Regions from separate parts of the Homo sapiens genome. Here all the other regions are linked to region 2. A link is a contact called in ENCODE Hi-C or POLR2A ChIA-PET data. All regions are on one chromosome and are shown on one strand. Each heading gives the region's core, a stretch centred on a gene start or an enhancer-like site at or near the end of the contact. The rest is flanking DNA. Distances are from core to core; before and after follow the strand shown. Region 1 has its middle 20 kb from the start of TARBP1. Region 2 has its middle 16 kb from the start of LINC02961. Region 3 has its middle 63 kb from the start of LINC02971.

The links. Hi-C counts contacts between places; a loop is a spot of excess contacts on that map. ChIA-PET counts read pairs that join two places held with the same protein, here RNA polymerase II (POLR2A). Pooled maps may share reads with other maps.
Region 1: a loop to region 2 is called in a map of endothelial cell of umbilical vein, with 5 times the contacts of the local background. The contact joins two enhancer-like sites. A Hi-C loop is called at or near these places in 9 of 168 maps with a recorded cell type or tissue (GM12878, K562, astrocyte of the cerebellum and 5 more), 14 of 37 single-sample maps with no recorded cell type and 14 of 50 pooled maps. POLR2A ChIA-PET finds 5 or more read pairs at or near these places in 5 of 52 experiments (BJ, OCI-LY7, RWPE1 and 2 more).
Region 3: a loop to region 2 is called in a map of endothelial cell of umbilical vein, with 6 times the contacts of the local background. The contact joins two enhancer-like sites. A Hi-C loop is called at or near these places in 1 of 168 maps with a recorded cell type or tissue (endothelial cell of umbilical vein), 6 of 37 single-sample maps with no recorded cell type and 7 of 50 pooled maps. POLR2A ChIA-PET finds 5 or more read pairs at or near these places in 2 of 52 experiments (activated B cell and activated CD4-positive, alpha-beta T cell).

What each region holds. Positions count from the first base shown.
Region 1 is chr1:234,497,463-234,500,557 of GRCh38, forward strand. No RefSeq gene overlaps it. Among named protein-coding and RNA genes, the nearest start is that of TARBP1, 20 kb to the left of the region's middle. RefSeq lists enhancers at 1,661-1,955, 1,950-1,999, 2,040-2,089, 2,500-2,589. Within about 2 kb of position 1,794, at least 35 of the 41 ENCODE cell types and tissues checked have a DNase peak (open chromatin) inside an H3K27ac peak, as active enhancers do; they include ovary, where a contact is called at or near this core.
Region 2 is chr1:234,742,338-234,745,203 of GRCh38, forward strand. No RefSeq gene overlaps it. Among named protein-coding and RNA genes, the nearest start is that of LINC02961, 16 kb to the right of the region's middle. Within about 2 kb of position 1,609, at least 6 of the 41 ENCODE cell types and tissues checked have a DNase peak (open chromatin) inside an H3K27ac peak, as active enhancers do; they include ovary, where a contact is called at or near this core.
Region 3 is chr1:234,893,084-234,895,954 of GRCh38, forward strand. No RefSeq gene overlaps it. Among named protein-coding and RNA genes, the nearest start is that of LINC02971, 63 kb to the right of the region's middle. Within about 2 kb of position 1,353, at least 4 of the 41 ENCODE cell types and tissues checked have a DNase peak (open chromatin) inside an H3K27ac peak, as active enhancers do.

The DNA of each region.
Region 1 (3,095 bases), core at 544-3,043, 240 kb before region 2:
CTGAGGCAAAACTGGCTGCTTCTTGTCTGTGGTCAAGGATTGTTTTGCATTGTTATCCATGATCTACAATTTATTGAGTTGTAAAATAACTCAAAGGCCGTGAAAGGTGCAGAGCCCCTATAGGATCAAAATTAGATAACCCTGAAGGGTGGGTGGGTGGGTTCTAGACCTTTTCCTATAAAGGGCTAGATTGTAAATGTTTTTGGTTTTGCAAGCCATATGGTTTTTGTACAGATACTCAACTGTCAGTGAACATGCAAGTAATCTTAGACAATATGTGAAGGGTGAATGCTGCTGTGTGCCAATAAACTTTATTTACAAACACAGGTGGCCAGCTGGATCTGGCTCACTGGTTGTAGTTTGCCAACCCTGCTCTAAACAATGCATAATTTTCCATTGAAGCATACATTTTACCCTACAGATGCAACAATAAGATGTTGTTACGGGCTGAATTGTGGCTCCCCAAAATTCCTTTGTTAAAGTCCTAACCCCTAGTACCTCTGAATGTAACTGTAGTTGGACATAGGGACATTAAAAGGGTGATTAAGGTAAAATGAGGTCATGTTGGTGGGTCCTAACCCAATATGACCGATGTCCTTATAAGAAGAGAAAATTAGGACTGGGCACAGTGGCTCATTCCTGTAATCTCAGCACTTTGGGAGGCTGAGGCAGAAGGATCACTTGAGCTCAGGAGTTTGAGACCAGCCTGGGCAACATAGTGAGACCCCCATCTCAAAAAAAAAAAAAAAAAAAAGAAGAAGGAGAAGAAGAAGAAACAATGAAGAAAAGAGAAGGCAACTAGGACACAGATAGGCACAGAGGGAAGACCATGTGGTAACACAGAGAGAAGACGACCATCTATAAGCCAAGGAGAGGGGCCTCAGAAGAAACCAACCCTGCCAACACATTGGCCTTGGATCTTCAGCATCCACAACCGTGAGGCAATATAATAGCCCTAGCAAACGAATGCAGATGTCTTCCAGTTTTAAAAAGACAGCTACATAATCTTGGGTCAAGTGAACAGGATGCTATTTTTCCTTAAAATTGTTTTATTAGATGCAATATTTGCAAGATACATTTCAAAGGTGGAGATAGGAGGAAGGTTTTGATGTCAAACAAGTTTAGAAACTATAGCAAACTGTAGTTCCTTCTTAGAAATCCACTACATTCTCAGTATGTGTCATGCTCCTGAGATATCCTGCAATCAGGTCTGTTTAACCTTTGCGTAACCCTGACTTTCCCAAACTTTGAATGCCTTTTCAAAAAGAGATACAATTCTGATTAATAACACCATCATTCTTGGAACACACTTTGGAAACACTAGTATGAACAAAATATGAGGCAAATATTCTAAGGATATAAAGATGCCTGTGGACTGAGCCTTGAGAACTGTGGGATTCACAAGGCTGGAAGGGAATACACGCGTTCCAGGTAGGGGCGAAGGGAAGACTCCTGTGGCCCGTCATGTGGCGTCATGATGTGGAAAGCAAGGCACAGAGGGGCCACACTGCCCAGAGCCGAGTGCTTATGTTGCTGTGTGATAGGAAGGCTGGTCCTGAAGGAAGGATCAGTGCCCCCTTGTCAAAGAGAACCTGAGGCTTTCAGTATCCAGTTGTAGAATAAGGAGTGGAATTCGGAACATCTGGCCCTCGGTGTCTTCCTTTGGGGGCCCTGGTGATCACTTCCAGCAGAACTTTATCGCCCGCAATGGGTTCCTTCTATGAGGTCTGTCAATGGGGTAAAAGCCCGGATGGTGCGCCCAATGTCAGCCCGAAGCCACCAGATGGCGCGCGGAACCCGCAATGCACGTGCGCCAGCCTCGCGTTTGTCCCCGCACTGGCCCCAGGCCTTGGGAAATGTGTCTTTCCCCAGCCTTTTTACACTTTAGGAAGCTCTTCTTTAGAGAAGCATGTGAAACACCCCCCTGCACAACTGTGCTCCTCCTGCCCTTCCCCTCCTGGGGACACATCAGCAGCCCTTCCCTGGTTTGAAGAGTTTCCAAGCCGAGGAGTCTCTTGCATGTTTGTTCTACTGGAACTCGAAGCAGGAAGCACTGAGCTTCCATTTTGTAACCCACGATCCTGGTGAAGACAATCGTTAGGGAAAAAACATCTTAAGGATTGTGTGTTAGGGCAACCTCATTTCTGGCGTGAAAACAAGCCCCGCAAACACCCTGTTGTTACTCTGGTGTTCTGACTGCAAACACGGGGGGATGTAAGATTTTTACCTAATCCCAAACCTCGGCCCTGAAGAGTTAATGATGTTACTCATGCCACTGGGGCACAAAAGAAAGACTTGCATGTTCGGGTGGTTATGGCTTGCCCAGAGCGGTGGAATGAGCCATAAGGCTGAAGGCCAAGGGACTCGGGCCACCCATGCAGTGAAATAATCCCCCAGAAATGCGGTGCCGGGAGTGGAAATGAAAGTAAAGAGAACAGTCATTCCAGGGCATTGGCTAAACCTGACTAAACCTGACTGATCATCAAGCCTAAAGTTCTCTCGACTCCCAAAACTGCAAATCTCAGATTTTGGGAGGTACTGCGTAGAAACCAGGAAATGACAGAAATCAAGCAGTTGGAACACTGTTCTTGTCCAACTCTGGGTCTTAAGCTCTGTTCTCATTTTCAGTTCCAAAAGCAATGAATAATTAATAAGGTAGTTTTTGAATGGAAAGCACATTTCAATGGATGAGTGATGATTTCCGAAGGGCCTCTGACAGTTTCTGTTTATTTCCTTCCTTCTTTCTCTTTTTGAAATAAAACCGTGGAAGTGAAGACTGAAGCAATATTCAAATATACAACAGCCTGCATGTTTGACCCATCAGAAACTTGCACCAATAATGAAAAGCAGGATCTAATATCTACCTTGGCACCTGCTGTATGCCTCACACTCTGTTCCGTGTTTTTATGGAAGTGATGTCTCATTTAATCCTCACAGTCATGGCTTGGTAGTTGGCACTGGCCCAGGTTTTTAGATGAGGACTCTAGGCTCCTATGAGGTTAAGCAGCTCACCCAAAGTCACACAACTAGTAAACTTGAGAACTAGGAATTGGAACTAGGTATATCTGATTTCAAAGCCTCAGTTCCTCTTCCTT
Region 2 (2,866 bases), core at 359-2,858:
GGATCATGAGGTCAGAAGATCGACACCATCGTGGCTAACACGGTGAAACCCCGTCTCTACTAAAAATAACAAAAAATTAGCCAGGCGTAGTGACGGGCGCCTATAGTCCCAGCCACTCGGGAGGCTGAGGCAGGCGAATGGCGTGAACCGGGAGGCGGAGCTTGCAGTGAGCCAAGATCAGGCCACTGCACTCCAGCCTGGGCAACAGAACGGAGCGAGACTCAGTCTCAAAAAAAAAAAAAAAAAAAGAAGGAATGGGCAGTAGAATTGTTTTTCTGTAATACCTGCTCATACCAAATTTACTTTTAAGTGTCAGCAAATTTCTTGGCTAATTATCACAAGTCTCAGAAAAACGACGTGGCTATATTTCAATAATTGGAGCAAGAATTTTAGGTAGGTCACCGCCCGCAGCCCGTCCTCTCTGAGCCCAAGCCACCCCGTGCACTTCCGTTTAGTATGTCTACTTTGAGATGCATGGAAATGAAACCCGTCAATTCAGATCTTGGGAGATCTCCAGCCAGGGATGTGAGGTGTCAAGTATGAAATAATCACAAAGACGTTGGAAATAAGCTTCACCACCTCATTCTGAGCCAAGTTCAGAAAGTTCATCTAAAATGCCAAGAATGATGCCGGAAGACCCTGGAAGAGCTGAGACTTGAATGCAACAAACAAGATTTTGAGTCTTGTTGGAGAAAACGGGGTGCCTTCTCATAAAACCTGCGCAGACACCTCAACGCTCTGACCTGCTTCTCTCTCTTGCTAGGGCTCGTGACTCTGTTTATAAAACATCTCTGACTCTGATGGTTAAATGCTGGAGTCTGTGTGCATGGAATTAAACTAAGACAGCCCGGGCACTCGTGGGCACTAGCAATCTTTTTTGGATGAAGAGTAGCAAGGAACCATTCCCTATTCCTTCATCTCGGCTCTGTCACATACCATGTCATCGTTGTGGCTCCAACTCTACGGCCAAGCGACAGTCTCTGTCACCGTAATCAGGCTTAGGACATGGACAGGGGCTCTCACAGGCTCTTAAAGAACCAGGAAGGGTACTGGGTGTCCGATCACACACACACACACACACACACACACACTCTACTTGTGTATCAGATGTCCACTGACATTGGCCACATTACTGCTAGATTTGTGAACCAATTAAAAGCTGTTCCATTTGATAAACATTACATGTATATGCATTCTATACTGCAGTAATAATTATCTCTTTGCATATCTGTTTCCTCACAAGAGCTTGAGTCCCGTCAAGACAAGGATAAGCCCTTCCACTATAGAGCCACAGCAGGAAGCCCTCAGCCTGGTACACAGTGGGCATCCAATAAACCTGAATGGACAGAATGAGGAAACTGAGACACAGCTCTTGTGTTCAGGGCCAGTCTGAGACCAAATCTGGAAACAAACTCGGAATTTCCAATTCCAGGCTAAGTGCTTTTGCCAGAGGGAAGATGAAAGCGTATGTTTCAAGCTCTGCAAGATCCACAGAGAATTTTTTCTAAGCTCCTCTCTAAGAAGGCGCCAAGGAGCTCGATGTCTTTTTCCCCTGGACCCAAGCTTTTATGCCTCTGCCCAGTGGATGCGGCTTCTCCGCCGCAAGGAGTGCAGCTCCCTCCTCATCCGTTGGGAACATAACAGCCGAAGCTGCTCCCCCACAAGCTGCAGGATAAATGTCAAGTGAGGAGGGAATGCTGCTGCCTGGGTAGACTGCATTCTACTCATTCTGCTGAGGGTCATGCTTTGAAAATATCTCTAATTTTGTTTTCATAGCTTGTTAACCTTTTCCTTCCCAAAACAATACCCATGTTTGTTTTGGCACCACTCGCGTCCTGCATACTGAGGACGGGTCTGAGTTGGATGCACAAAAGCATTTTTCCCTTAATCTCATTACAAGGGCTCCTCAGTCTTTAATTCTTCCCAGGGCTCACTTGCTGTGAAGTGATTTCCTCTTGGAATCCGTTTCTCTTTGTGAAGCTGGGAGAGCAAGTCTGTTTGGTTTTGTAGGGATGTGGGGAAGGAAAGCAAAGACAAAGGCAAAAACAAGTGGTGCTGGGGTGCCCTGGAAGTTCCTAAGAGCAAATGGACCCACTCTGAAATGTCTGCAGCTGAGACCAGTGATACTCGAATTCCAGTTTGAATGAGGATCACGCGCTGAGGTCACGTACTTACTGCTGTCTCCTGTCTACCTGAGGTTTACAAAATGTGTGAATAAAGGCGCCAGTGCTTTGACAGCTGGTCTTGCTCATGCGTTTAGAGAGCATCTTATTTCATCCTTTTTGCCCCTCGAATGTTGCGCATCTGACAGTTTGACCACCCTGCCTGGACTCTTACATGCATGTGGCATTTCTTTTTCTTTCTTTTTCTTTTTCTTTTTTTTTTTTTTTGAGACAGAGTCTCGCTCTGTCACCCAGGCTGGAGTGCAGTGGTGCGTCTCGGCTCACTGAAAGCTCCACCTCCCGGGTTCAAGCGATTCTCCTGCCTCAGCCTCCCGAGTAGCTGGGACTACAGGCTTATGCCACCACACCCGGCTAATTTTTTGTATTTTTTTTAGTAGAGACAGGGTTTCACCGTGTTAGCCAGGATGATCTTGATCTCCTGACCTCTTGATCCTCCTGCCTCGGCCTCCCAAAATGCTGGGATTACAGGCGTGAGCCACCACGCCTGGCCTGCATGTGGCACTTCTAACATGTTCCTCCTAAGCGTTGTGGACAAATCCATACTGAGTTTTTATTCTCATGGATTCATGTTTATTCTCAATACTTGAGGAAATTGTAAGTTTAACCAGCTTTCTGTTAATTTTACTATCCTTTCTCATGAAAAGATTTCTTTTCCCATCTGAATTGTTTCCTAGATTGTATCT
Region 3 (2,871 bases), core at 103-2,602, 150 kb after region 2:
GTCTTTTGCCAAAAGTGGATTCTGACTTAGTCCATATGAGATGGGCCTGAAATTGGACATTTATAACAAACTTCCAGGGGATGCCCCTGCTGCTGGTTCCTGGGCCACATTTTGAGAAAACAGACTGTAAATAATCCCACTTTCATTTGTTTGTTTTCTGCCAAAACTTATTCTTCAACTAATCTTAAGAAAGGACATAGTTATAAATCTATATAAAGACTGCATACCCACAAGGGTGCTTAGGAGGGTGTCCACCCTTTCATTTAAGGGCCTTCTGTGTGCCAGGAACAGGGATTAAGGTGGACAACTGTCCTCGTCCTCGTGGAATCCACAGTCTACACAGGAGACAGTTAAAGGAGCAAGCCCAATGCAGGATGGGCAGTGTGGAGGCCAGGTGCCCTGGGGACTGACGGAAGACTTCCTGGAGGAAGTGACATTTGAGCTGGACAACTGGAAAGAGTGTATTGTGGGATCCCTGGCCCAGGACTCTCTAGCTGTTCCTACCAATGCCCGCCAGCCCTTCTCCGTCAGGCTTCCTGACTATTTTTGTCGTTTGTCATGGCCCACTTGGAAATAATATTTGTAGGAGATAAATGGGGGAGACAGCTCACAGCCAGAGGGCTAAGCAGATCACTACCCCAACACACACCCCTAACCACTGGGGCACCCGGTTGGGGGCTTCCACCCCAAGCCCACTCAGACATGCCTGTCCTAAGGAGCATATGGCAAGGGCCCCCACAGTACACGTGGAAAGTGCTTGATGATTTTCAAATCACTTTCACATAGGTTTTCTCATTTGAGTCTCACAACCAGGGCAGGCGTTATTGACCCCGTGTTATTGGTGGGGGGAAGAAATGAGCTGTGAAATGACTCAGCAGGGCCCATGGTGAGTCAGCACCAGGACTAGGCGGGCAGGCCTACAGAAGGACGTTCAGGCCTCAAAATAGGCTAAGCTGCATTGCCACAAATTTTTAAAAGAAGAAAAATGATGATGTGGAAGTACCACCCTTCCTGGGGGGAAAAAACAAAAAACAAACAAACAAACAAACAAACAAACAAACAAAACACTGTCTGTTTCTCTTAAATGCTCTAGACTCTTCCCACCTTCACATTTCAATGGTTGTCCATTGAAATCTATACATTGGCTGCTACTGCCCCTAAGATTCTGAGAACACCTGGCGAATCTCCTCCATGGTGAAAAGCTTGCCTTTCCTCAATACAGCAAAAGCCCTGTAAATGGAACAGTCCACAGTTCGGGAAGACTCAGTGACATAACCTAGAAATAGTTGACTCTAAGCAAGTGGAAGCAATTGCCGATTCAGGATACACACCAGACTTTTCCACAGCTGCGTCAACAATAGCTATAGGAAAGAAATCAAGACAGTACAGGAGGCTTTGGCCACAGATCCCAGGTACCTAAATCAGCCAAGCTTTGGAAGGAAGCCACTTCAAATGTTCATGTTCAAACAATGCTGCAATATTTCTTTGTTTCCACTGAGGTTTCCACTGAATAACAGCTGTCAACAACTCAGGAAGACGGTGGTTTGGTCCAAGTCTTTCTTCTTTGTAAGTGTTCTTTTATAAACATTATATTGCTCTTTTCAGCAAGGGCAATATAAAGGCATGTACAATTATTCCAGAGGGGCCACATATGTCCACATGTGTTCATGGCTTTATTTAGTGTCTGCATCTGAGAGGTGAAACAAAAGTCCAACATATTTTTAAAAAGTATTCTTAAATATATTGTTGAAGGAGGAGGTCATGGAAACACTTTCTCCTATCTGCTAGAAGGGTCCTCTGGTCTCAACAAAAGTTTCAATAGAAGAAATGGTGGTCAGCATGGGCTGCAGGAAGTGGGGAAGGGAAGTTGGCGTTTAGTGGGTTAGCATTCCATTTGGGAAAATGAGAACGTTCTGGAGATGGATGGTGGTGATGGTTGCAGAATAACATGGATGTACTCAGTGTTCCAGAACTATGCACTTAAAAATGGTGAAAATGGGCTGGGCACAGTGGCTCACACCTGTAATCCCAGCACTTTGGGAGGCCGAGGCATAGGCAGATCACTAGGTCAGGAGATCGAGACCATCCTGGCTAACATGGTGAAGCCCCTTCTCCACTAAAAATACAAGTAATTAGCCGGGCGTGGTGGCTGGTGCCTGTAGTCCCAGCTACTCGGGAGGCTGAAGCAGCAGAATGGCGTGAACCCGGGAGGTAGAGCTTGCAATGAGCCGAGATCACGCCACTGCACTCCAGCCTGGGTGACAGAGCGAGACTCCGTCTCAAGAAAGACAGACAGACAGACAGACAGACAGACAGAAAGAGGTCAATTTAACACTATGTATTTTTCACCATAATAAAAAGCATGCCCAAAACAAGTTTTGATAAAATTTTTAAAAACTATCATCATGCTGAAAAGAATCTAGGAGATTTTAAATGTTTATTATACTCTTCTGCTTCATGTTTAACAATAGCCCATGTGGGCTGGGCATGGTGGCTCATGCCTGTAATCCCAACAGTTTGGGAGGCTAAGATGGGAGGATCACTTGAGCCCAGGAATTTGAGAACAGCCTGGGCAATATAGTGAGACCTCATCTCTACAAAAAAAATAGTAAGAAAATTAGCCAAGTACAGTGGCCCATGCCTGCAGTCTTAGCTACTTGGAGGCTGAGGCAGGAGGATCAAGGCTGCGGTGAGCTATGATTGTGCCACTGCACTTCAACCTGGGAGAGAGTATGAGATCCTGTCTCTAAAAGGAAAAAACAAAGAAAAGGAATAGCCCATGTGACTTCACCTAATCATGAACTCTGCATTCAGAGTACCTGATCTGCTGTGCACACTCAGGAATCGTGGACATCCGGGACTGCTGGGCCT